Linked DNA regions of Homo sapiens: region 2 is linked to region 1. The links are chromatin contacts, found by POLR2A ChIA-PET in ENCODE. All regions are on one chromosome and are shown on one strand. Each heading gives the region's core, a stretch centred on a gene start or an enhancer-like site at or near the end of the contact. The rest is flanking DNA. Distances are from core to core; before and after follow the strand shown.

Region 1 (6,250 bases), core at 1,348-3,847:
TTCTCCATGGTGGTGAAGACGCCAGTGGACTCCACGACGTACTCAGCGCCAGCATCGCCCCACTTGATTTTGGAGGGATCTCGCCTATGGGGGTGGGGGGGAGATGGGGACAGGACCATATTGAGGGACACAAGGTTACCATATACCCAAGGGAGCCACACCATCCTAGTTGCCTCCCCAAAGCACATTTCTTCCATTCTGTCTTCCACTCACTCCTGGAAGATGGTGATGGGATTTCCATTGATGACAAGCTTCCCGTTCTCAGCCTTGACGGTGCCATGGAATTTGCCATGGGTGGAATCATATTGGAACATGTAAACCTGGGGGAATACGTGAGGGTATGAAGGGGCTGCCCATCAGCCAGGTGGCTCCTCCCACACCAGCTTTGGGGCTCACCATGTAGCACTCACCATGTAGTTGAGGTCAATGAAGGGGTCATTGATGGCAACAATATCCACTTTACCAGAGTTAAAAGCAGCCCTGGTGACCAGGCGCCCAATACGACCAAATCTAAGAGACAAGAGGCAAGAAGGCATGAGGAGGGGAGGCTCCTCCAGAATATGTGAGCAGCCCTAGGCCACCTCCCCATTAAGAGGGCGAATGCAGCATCTCCTTACCCCCAGGAGGGCCCAAGAGGTTGAATTTTATCTCCCTTGAGCTTCCCTGCCAGGCTGGCCTGGCTTAAGGCATGGCTGCAACTGAAGGCTCCAGGGCTGCCCAACACCCCCAGTCATACGAAGCCCTTCCAGGAGAAGCGGCCATGTGGGGCACTGCCACCCACAGTCTGGGCACAAGCTTTGTACATGGTATTCACCACCCCACTATGCCACCCCAGGAATGCTTGCTGCTGCCTAGCTCAGCTGCACCCTTTAGGGAGAAAACGCTTGTACACTCAGCATCATCAAACTCAAAGGGCAGGAGTAAAGGTCAGAAATTAACTGGACAGGGCAAGCCCACCCCTTCTCTAAGTCCCTCCTACAAAAGGGACAGAGACTGGGGCGGGTGGGAAGAGGGGAAGCTGTATTTTAACCCCCTAGTCCCAGGGCTTTGATTTGCCAAGTTGCCTGTCCTTCCTAGCTCTTTTCCAGAAATCAGGAGTGGGAGCACAGGTAAGTGCATGTGTGTGGGGAGAAGGGATGGGAGAGAGCCCCAGCCCAGGCCCCCAGCTACAGAAAGGTCAGCAGCTATATTTAACCTCAGACCAGGGTGCGGTGGGAGATCTGGTTTCCGGAAGACGGAATGGGGAGAAGGGCAGGTTCCCCGAGGCGCCCAGACACCCAATCCTCCCGGTGACATTTACAGCCTGGCCTTTGGGGTCGGGTCAACGCTAGGCTGGCAGGGGAAGGGCGGGGCCGTGAGGTGAGCCGGCGCTGCAGGAAGGGGCCACCACCAGAGGGGCCATTTTGCGGTGGAAATGTCCTTTTCCAACTACCCATGACTCAGCTTCTCCCGGCTTGGCACCATGCCACAGCCACCACACCTCTGCGGGGAGGGGACACAAGAGGACCTCCATAAACCCACTTCTTTGATTTACCAGAGAATAATCTAGGAAAAGCATCACCCGGAGGAGAAATCGGGCCAGCTAGCCTCGCTCCACCTGACTTCCCCGCCACACGCGACTCCACCCATCGAGGCAGGAGCGCAGGGTTAGTCACCGGCAGGCTTTCCTAACGGCTGCCCATTCATTTCCTTCCCGGTTGCAACATGGCGGCCGCTCTACCGCAGGCGCAGCATCCGGACAGGGATGCACCCGCTGCGCACTAGCATCCCGGGGCCTGCGGTGCCGGAGGCCGTGGGGGAGGGGCTCCTCTGCGACACGTGACCCCGCAGAGCGCGAAAGGAAAGAAAGCGTCCCCCACCTAGGGGTCCGGGTCGGGATCTCGGGCGGGAGTAGGGACCTCCTGTTTCTGGGGACTAGGGGAAGGAGGCTCCGGGCAGATGGCGCCGCAAGGGCGGAGCTGCACAGGGCGCCACAGCCTGGGTGCGGGGCTCCGCCAGGTCCGAGCGCTGACCTTGAGCTCTCCTTGCGGGGAACAGCTACCCTGCCCCCATACGACTGCAAAGACCCGGAGCCCGCAAGGCTCGTAGACGCGGTTCGGGGGCGGTCGCAGCCCAGGGCCCCCCAGCCACCCGCGAACTCACCCGTTGACTCCGACCTTCACCTTCCCCATGGTGTCTGAGCGATGTGGCTCGGCTGCGCGGAGGGAGAGAACAGTGAGCGCCTAGTGGCCCCGGCCGACACACACGCCTCCCCTCCCCTCCCCCACCAGGCCTCCATGCCCAGCCCGCGCCGCATCACGTCCTCCGCCCGCCCCTGCAATGCGGAGGCCGCCCGGGCCCACCCCGCAGCGGCGCGAACACATCCGGCCTGCGCCCGCCCCTGCCGCCTTCAGGCCGTCCCTAGCCTCCCGGGTTTCTCTCCGCCCGTCTTCACCTGGCGACGCAAAAGAAGATGCGGCTGACTGTCGAACAGGAGGAGCAGAGAGCGAAGCGGGAGGCTGCGGGCTCAATTTATAGAAACCGGGGGCGCGGCGGCAGGCGGTGACTCGGACCCCGCCTCCCGCCAGGCTCAGCCAGTCCCAGCCCAAGGTCTTGAGGCCTGAGCTACGTGCGCCCGTAAAACCGCTAGTAGCCGGGCCCTACTTTCTCCCCGCTTTTTTTTTTCCGCAGCCGCCTGGTTCAACTGGGCACGCACCGAGCGTGTGGGCCCCGACGTAGGGGGGAAGGGACTGAGATTGGCCCGATGGGAGGTGATCGGTGCTGGTTCCCAGGACTGGACTGTGGGCAGCAGGACACTAGGGAGTCAAGGACGGGGACCCTTACACGCTTGGATGAAACAGGAGGACTTTGGGAACGACTGAGATGGGGAATTGGAGCCGGAGCCCAGCACCGCTCGCGGCTGCACGCGGCCTGCCCCCTCCCCTTTCTTTCTTTCAAAGGCTGAGAGGCGGGAAAGTTGGGGAACTTCTCCTCGAGGCTCTGCGGTAGTGACACCGGACTGCTCAGGCAAAGGCCTAGGAGGGGCCCATGGGCCTCGGGCGGGGGCCCGTGGTTCCTTCCCAGCCCCCACTTCCCCCTCCCCATCTCCTGGCTCCTGGCATCTCTGGGACCGAGGCCTGGGCTGGGCACTGGGCACTGGGCACTGGGGGCCTGGAGAGGAAGGAGGCTCGGGAGGCGGCTTGAGGGGGAGGGGGAGGTTTCTGCACGGAAGGTCACGATGTCCTGCAGCCCTGTAGCCTGGACCTGATAATTAGGGCAGACAATCCCGGCCCTGTGTGCACCAGCGGCTCTCTCCGGGCTGGGGCCCCAGGCGGAGGACAGGATGGCTGGTGGGGGCCCAGAGGCCTCCCACAAAGGCACTCCTGGAAACCTGTGGGCTGTGCTGCCTAGGGAGAGAGACAGTGTGCCTTTCATTCCATCCAGCCTGGGGCGAAGAGCGGGACGTGAGGGCGGAAGTCCCTCCCCGCCCTGGGACGTGCAGGCGAGCCAGGAGCCAGGGACTCCCTTTCACTGGCTGCGCCGGGGGATATTGAGGGCAGGGTGAGTCAAGAAGAGGGAAAAAGTGGGAAAAGAGGTCTTGGGCACACGGTGGGAACAGGTCCCCTGCCCCCTCCCACAGGGGATCCATTCTTCTGGTAGGAGGGCAGAGGGCCAGGTTTGTGAGTGTGGGATGGGAGGGTGCTGAACACTTGTAAGGAAGGGGGTGGGGTGGGGTGGCCTTGGCCCATCAGCAGGTGCATGGGAGGGGGATCCCGGGCCTCTTTGCTGGCCCAGCATAACCTGACACCAGCCCCCTGCCCTTCTAGCTAAAAGCCGGTTGCTAAGTTTAGCCTGCCTGGTGATAATCTTTGCTTAAAAAGCACCCACAGGACTCCAGTCCCTGACCCTGCCTTTCTGGGATTGCCTTTCCTGCTGGGACCCAGAGCCAGGCTGTGTCCTCGTCTGGCTGCCACTGGCATGGTTGGTGCGGGCTTTTCACAATGACCACCCAGAGCAGAGTAGCAAGAGCAAGGCAAGAAGGTCCCTAATGGTGAAAGGGGTGGGGTGGGGGAGTGGAGGAAGCCCCACCTCTGACTCAGCTATTCCTGCAACCAGGACCGTTAACCCTTTCTCATTGAGAGCATTAAGAGCACCTCCATGCTCCTGCACCACCCAAGCGTGATCTTCCCCTCTGCCTCATGCTTGTCATTTTTCATTACTGTCTTCTCCCCGCAAAGAGGGAGCTCAGTGCCCAGGGAGCACTACTGACGTAGTGTGCTGTTGTCATGACAGCAGAGGCACCAGTGTGGTCACGACAGCCAGCTCACAGCCTCCGGTTCGAAGGTGACTCAGCAGAGAAGACTTGAGGAGCTGGAGAGGGGTGCGCAGGCTTCAGGGGGCAGCCCGCCTGCAGCATAGCTCACGCCCTCTGCAGACCCGGGAACAATGAGGAATGCTGGGAGACAGGTCTTGTCTCCTGCAGAGCTGGAGGGGATCATGATCTGAACTTCCACGAGCCTGGGCCGGTCTGCTGCCAACCTTTGGAGATGGGATTAGGGAACACGAGTGGGGGTGGGGTGAGGCACACGGCAGAAAGCAACCCTTGGTCTAGAGCAGGTTTTCTCAACTGTGACGCTATTGACATTGTGGGCCGTGTGATTCTTTGTTGAGGGGCCATCCTGTGCACTGCAGGATGTTGAGCCACATCCCTGGCCTCTTCCCACAAATGCTGGTAGCATTCTTCCCCTATAGGCTATGACAACAAAACAGGCCCCAGGTGTTGTCAGATGTCCTCTGGCAGACAAAATTGCCCCCGGTTCAGAAGCACTGATCTGGAGCCTAGGCACTGCATAATTCTCCCCAGAGAGGCTGTCTGGTCACTGTGCAGGGTCCAGAGGTTGAGAGGGGAAAGGTGGCAGTGACGGGGCAGGAAGCTCATCTGCCATCCCGGGACAGGCCCTAGGACTCTGGGCTCACTCATCTCTCTCTGCACTGATAACCCTCTCTCTGCTGCATGAAACTGGGCTAATGTGAAAGATGAAACAAAGACAAGCTTAGGAAAAAATGTCTAAAAGTATATAAAAACATTTATTCATTAGAAAACAAGGAGATTGGCAAACATATATTCCAAAGTTGAAGCAGCTCAACGCAGTTCAGTTAGGCTAATTTAAGAGAAAGCCTTGCATTTTAAAGAGCGTGTAGGCATTTTTTTTTTAATTTGAGATGGAGGTTCGCTATTGTTGCCCAAGCTGGAGTGCAATGGTGTGATTTCGGCTCACTACAACCTCCGCCTCTGGGTTCAGGCGATTCTCCTGCCTCAGCCTCTTGAGTAGCTGGGATTACAGGCGCACGCCAATACGCCCGGCTAATTTTTTATTTTTAGTAGAGATGGGGTTTCTCCATGTTGGTCAGGCTGGTCTCGAACTCCCTACCTCAGGTTATCCACCCGCCTTGGTATCGCAAAGTGCTGGGATTACAGGCGTGAGCCACAGTGCCCGGCCTTTTTTTTTTTTAAAAAAAAGAGACAGACAAATATTTTACAAGGGAAACAGAATTCGAATTCCAGGTCACCCTACAGGATACCCTGCACAGGGAGGACAGGAACAGACTTCCTAGGATCTGTGCCTGCGAGCCGATGCTCTGAGAATGGGAGTTGTTTTCTTGGGTGTCTCGTCTTCTGTCATCTCTGCTGAAAGATCTATGCAAAGAATTAAAGGAATAAGAAAAAGCTGAGTCACAAAGATGGTGAAAAAATAGATATCAGAGAACAAGTGAGACAATCCCACACCGCACAGAAGAAATAAAATCCAAGCTGTACAGGAGAGGCCCTTCTGCGGCAGTGGGGCAGAGCATCTACACTCAGGCCCCCGCAGCAGGTCCTATGGAAACCAGCCCTCTGCACCCTAGCTGTGTGCCTTCTCGGCCGGGAACAGGCGGGAGCATCATACCTTCCTCACTGGACTCATCACTTGAGAAGACAACTTTGGGTTTCTTTTTGGAAGCTCGCTGCTGGGTGTTTGGATGCCGACGGGTAGTACGGCGGGGCTCTGGTGTGACAAAGTCATTGTCTGAGGCTGTAGAAGCCAGAGGCTGGTACCTAGAACCTAGAAAAGGCAGGAAAACGTGATTTAAAAAAGAAGAAGAAACAAATCACTGCAGGAGGGGAGGGCCCAGTCTGGTCTCGCCCGCACAGGCTGCCTTACGTACCAGTGGATGGTTTCTTGGCTGATGGCGCTCTCTGGCTACCTGCTTGGCCAATCTCAAGCTCCTT
Region 2 (6,303 bases), core at 495-2,994, about 50 Mb before region 1:
GGGGTAAGTGAGTGTGTATGTGCTGTACACACATGATTATAGGTTAGAGGGAGAGAACAGCAAAGACAACAGCAGAGTCATAAGACTGGATGCTTCCAAATGGGGGACTAAGGGAAAGCCCCAATCTCATTCCAGGGCTCACTGATTCCCTACCTTCTAGATACCCCCTAATCCCCTAGGCTGTATCCCACCCTCAAACCACCCCCTCCAATTCTATCTTCACTTTCCAGAGACTCACCACCACTTTGGAGAGATCGACTGGAGGCTCCTGGGTTTTCTGAGGGGCCTGGGGGACAGCTGGCTCAGCTTTGGTCTTGGCTGGAGGAGCCCCTGCTGCTGCTGGCTTAGCAGCAGGTTTGGAGATGGAGGGCCCTGCTGGTTTCTTCACGGGAACATCCTTCTTGGGAGGCATGATGTCCGGTGGCCAAAGGACAGTGTGCGGATGGGGGCACCCATCTCTGTTTAAATAGCCAGGGAGTCTGGGATGTCAAGGGGCGGGGGCAGGGGCAGGGAGCCAGTTGGCTGTGGCAAAGATGAGGTAGAGGAGAGATATAACCGCCTGCCCTCACTCCCCTGGCCTCCTATGGTTCAGGACTCCTGCCCCAAGGTCTTCTTCCCTCTGTCCCCTTATCCCCAAAGGCTGACCAGAAAAGAACAATGTTTCCTTTAGGGGTAGGGGAGGAAGCCAGAGACTGCCCAGAATGAGGTAGTTAACCTCCAGGGTGAGGATAGGATGCTTGCCAGTGGCACTGAGATGGGGGTGGTGAGGCAAAGCAGGTGATCCAGCAGCTTTAGTCTTCTTGAAGGGTGGGGTGAGGGGTAGCAGCCAGGGAGGCTTGTGTGAACTGGAACAAGTTAAAGTGTGGTCTGGGAGCAATGACAAAAACAAGAAGCCCATCTGCCCAGCCCCTCCACTCCCTTCTGACCATGGCTTTGTAAAGAGCAGGGGTAGTTAACCTTAGAGTCTAATGATCCCTAATACTTGTAGTTCCTGAGCCCCCACCCAGCCAAGAACTGGAACTATTCACAGTATAAAGGAAGAATAGTCATAAAAACAGGAGTATGACATCCCTCATTGTCTCCTGTGCCCAGTGTTGTTTTAGGGGCAGGAGTGGGGGCAAAGATCAGGTTTAACATCTGCTACCCATTCTTCCATGGAAGAAACCTTCCACAAGCCCACGGTCATTCAAGACAAACAAAAGGTAGGGTGCTTGCTGAACCTGTGGGGACCCTTTGGTGGCACCTGAGGAGAAGGGCAGGCTCTGGGAGACGGCTTAAATTCCCTAATCCAAGAGGATGTGGGCGCTCCTATGGCTCCATGAGTATTCACCCCACAACCAGGGGTATAATAAAAATCCTGACTCAGGGGCCAGGTCACAAACCTTGCCAGGGGCGCTGGGAGAGAGTCCAAGTTGGGGGGCGTTTGGGAGTGGGGAGGGATTGCAGGCTACTTTTGTTCTGGGGTAAATTAGGAAAGGATTTAGGTAGCATTCTGAGGAAGATAGCAGTGATTCCACTTAGGCCCCGGGGTTGATGCTGGGTCTCCCATTCGCAAAACAGCGTCTGAATCTCATGACTGCAAATTGTCCCATTTTTACAAAATACATCACACACACACGACACACACACACACACACACACTCACGCACCCCCACTAAATCTTAAAGAAAATGGCCCTCCTCAGCCCCCAAAAACTCACCCTGCGGGGTCCGTGTCTGGGGCTGGGGAGGGGGCGGGGCATAGCGCGGCCCCCAGCCCTGAAGGGTTAATTCCGGTGGCCGCGGAGCATGCCGGGAGTCGTAGTTCCCCGCGGGCTCACGGGATGCGCCGCGCTCTAGATTGCAGTTGACGCGAGGGCGGTGGCTTCCGGCCCATGGCGGTGGTTGGTGACTCAGTGTCCTTCCAGCGCGCTTTATGTCCCGGAACTGAAAGGCAATGAACAATTTCCAATCCACCCCAACCCTAAAAACCCTGCGGGGCCCCTAGGGTATCCCTCCTACTTAACCCTGGCGGGCTCCTAGTCTCGGGAGGTGGAGGGGGCGGGGCGGCTGTTTTCCTGGACCTACTGCTGAAAGAACTCAGAACCTGGGGAAAGATTGAGGCTGCAGCAGGCAGCGTGGAGGTCAGATAGCTGGAAGCACTTAACGGCCCCGGGGAGAACCGCTGCACTCTCTTTTGCTTCCTCTCGCGGTTTGGTAGAAAAAAAAGAGGCCTCAGAGTAGTTTGTTTTTAATGAGCTGGTTGCTGAAGTAAATGTTAAAATTTGCAATTAAGCCCAGTCACCTGCCCCAGCCTTCTCTGATCGAGGTTTCCATCCTGCGGCAGCATATGCGCCATCCTCCTCGATCTTCACAGGTCTCTGAGCGGAGGGCTGGGCTTTCCAGCCCTACTTTCTGAAACTCTTATGGTCAGCATTGGAGTTCACTGGTTCCCCTAGGCGTTGATCAGAGGATGGGAACCAGCCCGGCCGGGCCCACCTTCACTCACTGGATCAGTAAATACCCTGGCGGTGCACCTGGTGTTGGAAGCTGGTGCTGCACAGGCGTGTGAGGATTAGATCAGAGCAGAAAACTCGGGCGATGGCAGGGTGGTGAGGCACAGGTGAACTTTATGGGCAGTAAGTGAGGTTCACTGGTTGGGGAAAGTTTATTGGAAAGGTAGAAATGAATTGTACGACAGAAATAACGATAATAGTAAGTTAGCAACCATTTCTGGAGGCCGCCATAGATCTCGTACCGGTGAAGGGGCTAAATTATCTCAGAGGGTGCTCAAGTGGATGGGGTTCAGACAGCCTACTCAGATTTAAATCCTGGTTCTACCAGGTCCTAGTTAGTGACCCTCAGCAGGTTTAGTTATCTCTCCTGGGCCTCAGTTCCTCATCTGTAAAATAATGATAATGGTACCTACCTCATAGGGCTCTTCGGAGGATTCGAAGTGTTATTATTGGTAAAATAGGGCCGGGCTTGGTGGCTCACACCTCCCAGCACTTTGGGAGGCGAGGCAGGTGGGTCACCTGAGGTCAGGAGTTCGAGACCAGCCTGGCCAACATGGTGAAACCCTGTCACTACTAAAAATACAAAAAAAAAAAAAAAAAAAAAAAAAAAAAAAAATAGCTGGGCCTGGTGGCGGGCGCCTGTAATCTCAGTTACTTGGGAGGCTGAGGTCGGAGAATCACTTGAACCCGGCAGGTTGCAGTGAGCCGAGATCGCACCACTGCACTCCAGCCTGGGTGACAGAGTGAGACTCCAACTCAAAAAAAAAAAAAAGTGTAAAATAGAATAGGCCTGGCACAGCATAAGTGCTGTATAAGTTTTTGTTAAATAACTTTCCTTTAATCTTCCCAAGGTATGAGGTCGCTGATATTTTCCCCATTTTACATCAATGAAGTAAGGATCAATAGGTGTTGTGAAGAGACGGAGAGGAAGAAGGAATACATTTTTAAGTGGTTATAAGACTGGGAAAGGGCCACATTATAGATGCCTTTGTGTGGCTTTCATTACTTTTGCAGACATTGATTTCAAAATATGGCTCTTGTAATTTTTTTTCTTTCCTTTTCCCATTTTTGGCATTTTGCCAAGTATGAGTGGTTATGGCATCATCTGACTTTCTAGCATTTTCTATAGAGAAGTAGTACAGGGAAAAAACGTTAAGACCCTTGCAGAGATGGGAAGGCTATCCTTCATTTTCTGTGCCATCCCTGTCTTGATCATAAATAACAGGAACTGGACGAAACATGGTCTTAACTGGGCATAGGGTGATTATATATGTGAATTATCTGTGAGAAATGCCTGTCTCTCCTCTCTCCTCTCCCTGCTTAGCATGTGATTTGTATATTCTTATTTTTCTTTGGTTTTGTTTTTTTCTAGAAATGAGGTCTCACTGTGTTACCCAGTCTCAAACTGAGCTCAAGTGATCTTCCCATCTCAGGTGCCTCCCAAAGTGCTGGGATTATAGGTATGACCTACCTTGACTGGCCTGTATATTCTTAGAGATTGCATTTTGTGGGCAGGGAGGGAGGTGAGTCCGAAGCTTGCTTGCCTTCCCTAGGCATGCCGTCCTCCAGGAACCTCCACATGTTCAGCTGTCCAGAGTGGCCCATTAGATTGAAAGAATATGGAAAGCCATTGGGGAGCTGTTCCGCAGTGCACAGGTCTATGCACACTTACCCCCAAAGTCCAAGGAAGCTAAGAGGTTGAGGAAGGAGGCTGACAAATCCAGTTTCTTAGAAATATTTAATAGGAATTTATGAACAGAAGCCATGTCTGTGTCTTGGGTAGTGGTGAGACACGATGGTGGATCCCCAGGACATCATCCCCTGGAGTAAGTCCTGACCCCAGGACTTACCACAGGGAAGGAACCTCTAGGACAATTGAAGTCTACCCTGCAGGGAAAGGCAAGAATACTCAGTAAGCCAGGCTTTATGATCAAGATTGTTTTGATCTAAGGAGAAATTATGGTAAGTACATGCTCTTACACAAAGAACAGTAGATAAAATAGAAATCTTAGAGGCATTCCCAAAACTGGGGTTAATCAGACATGAACATTCCCAGCACTTTGGGAGTCCAAAGTGGGAAGATCACTTGAGCCCAGAAGTTCAAGACCAGCCATGGCAACATAGCAAGAGACCCCAACTCTACAAAAAAAATTCAAAAATTAGCCAGGCATGGTGGCACGTGTGCCTCTGATCCCAGCTATTCAGGAGCCTGAGGTGGGAGGATCACTTGGGCCCAGTAGGTCAAGGCTGCAGTGAGCCATGTTTGTGCCACTGCCCTCCAGCCTGGGCAACAGAGTGAGACCCTGTCCTTAAAAAATTTTTTAAAAAAAGCAGGCCGGGCGTAGTGGCTCATTCCTGTAATCCCAACACTTTGGGAGGCCAAGGAAGGTGGATCACCTGAGGTCAGGAGTTTGAGACCAGCGTGGCCAACATGGTGAAACCCTGTCTCTACTAAAAATACAAAAATTAGCCAGGCGTGGTGGCAGGCGCCTGCAATCTCAGCTACTTGGGAGCCTGAGGCATGAGAATCCCAGGAGGCGGAGGTTGCAGTGAGCTGAGATTGTGCCACTGCACTCCAGCATGGGCAACAGAGGGTGACTCCATCTAAAAAAAAAAAGAGAAAGGCTGAGCGCCGTGGCTCATGCCTGTAATCCCAGCACTTTGGGAGGCCGAGGTGGGCGGATCATCTGAGGTCGGGAGTTCGAGACAAGCCTGACCAACATGGAGAAACCCTGTCTCTACTAAAAATACAAAATTAGCCAGACGTGGTGGTGTATGCCTGTAATCCCAGCTACTCAGGAAGGCTGAAGCAGGAGATTCGCTTGAACCCGGGAGGTGGAGGTTGTGGTGAGCCGAGATCATGCCATTACACTCCAGCCTGGGCAACAAGAGTGAAATTCTGTACCCCCCTAAAAAAAAAAAAAAAAAAAAAAAGAAAGGTGGAATGGGTGGGAAGTGTTATGTGGAAATAGGCTCCCAGAGAGCACAGTGGAAAAGGTTGAGAGGAAGAGAAGCAGAAGGAGATTGTATTAGGGCCCTTTAGCTGCTCTCTTCAAGCATGTTTATTCAGTATACGTTCCTTTTTGTGTTTTGTTTGGGAGACAGGAGTCTTGCTCTGTGGCCCAGGCTGGAGTGCAGTGGTGCATCTTAGCTCACTGCAACCTCCACCTCCTGGTTTCAAGTGATTCTCATGCCTCAGCCTCCCAAGTAGCTGGGATTACAGGTGTGTGCCACCATACCTGGCTAATTTTTTTTTTGTATTGTTAGTAGGGATAAGGTTTTGCCATGTTGGCCAGGGTGGTCTCGAACTCCTGACAGGTGAGCCACCGCCTTGGCCTCCCAAAGTGCTGGAATTATAGGCATGAGCCATTGCGCCCGGCCTCTGTATACATTTCCTTTCCTCTCCCCCGAGAAACAGGGGCTTGCTCTGTTGCCCAGGCTCTGGATGCAGTGGCACAATCATAGCTCACTGCAACCTCAAATTCGTGCGCCACCGTACCTGGCTATTTCTTATATTTAGTTGTTATAGTTTTTGTTTGTTTGTTTGTTTTTTGAGATGGAGTCTCACTCTTGTCACCCAGGCTGGAGTGCAGTGGTGCAATCTTGGCTCACTGCAAGCTCCGCCTCCCGGGTTCATGCCATTCTCCTGCCTCAGCCTCCCAAGAAGCTGGGACTACAGGCGTCCCACACCCAGCTAATTTTTTGTATTTTTTAGTAGAGACAGGGTTTCACTGTGTTAGCCAGGATGGTCTCAATCTCCTGACCTCGTGATCTGCCCGCCTCGGCCTCCCAAAGTGCTGGGATTACAG

What was found. ChIA-PET counts read pairs that join two places held with the same protein, here RNA polymerase II (POLR2A).
Region 2: POLR2A ChIA-PET joins it to region 1 with 10 read pairs in A673. The contact joins the promoter of MYL6B here to the promoter of GAPDH-DT in region 1. POLR2A ChIA-PET finds 5 or more read pairs at or near these places in 2 of 52 experiments (A673 and activated CD8-positive, alpha-beta memory T cell).

What each region holds. Positions count from the first base shown.
Region 1 is chr12:6,530,754-6,537,003 of GRCh38, reverse strand. It overlaps GAPDH-DT (GAPDH divergent transcript), which reads left to right and starts at 2,597. Exons shown (of 2, transcript XR_002957397.2): 1 at 2,597-3,540; 2 at 3,861-5,088. It overlaps GAPDH (glyceraldehyde-3-phosphate dehydrogenase), which reads right to left and starts at 2,487. Exons shown (of 9, transcript NM_002046.7): 1 at 2,435-2,487; 2 at 2,143-2,194; 3 at 411-510; 4 at 214-320; 5 at 1-84. The coding sequence starts at 2,171. NCAPD2 (non-SMC condensin I complex subunit D2) reads right to left here. Exons shown (of 32, transcript NM_014865.4): 30 at 6,187-6,250; 31 at 5,928-6,083; 32 at 5,049-5,677. The coding sequence ends at 5,592. RefSeq lists enhancers at 1-385, 1,934-2,707, 2,708-3,481, 3,482-4,255, 4,216-4,345 and silencers at 2,196-2,335, 3,056-3,305.
Region 2 is chr12:56,148,028-56,154,330 of GRCh38, reverse strand. It overlaps MYL6B (myosin light chain 6B), which reads right to left and starts at 1,744. Exons shown (of 8, transcript NM_002475.5): 1 at 1,700-1,744; 2 at 239-458. The coding sequence starts at 412. LOC124902942 reads right to left here and starts at 2,504. Exons shown (of 3, transcript XM_047429954.1): 1 at 2,284-2,504; 2 at 1,700-1,925; 3 at 434-522. The coding sequence starts at 2,337. The coding sequence ends at 488. MYL6B-AS1 (MYL6B antisense RNA 1) reads left to right here. Exons shown (of 3, transcript NR_186043.1): 3 at 3,346-3,535. It overlaps LOC124902943 (a long non-coding RNA gene), which reads left to right and starts at 458. Exons shown (of 2, transcript XR_007063328.1): 1 at 458-1,202. RefSeq lists an enhancer at 2,591-2,670.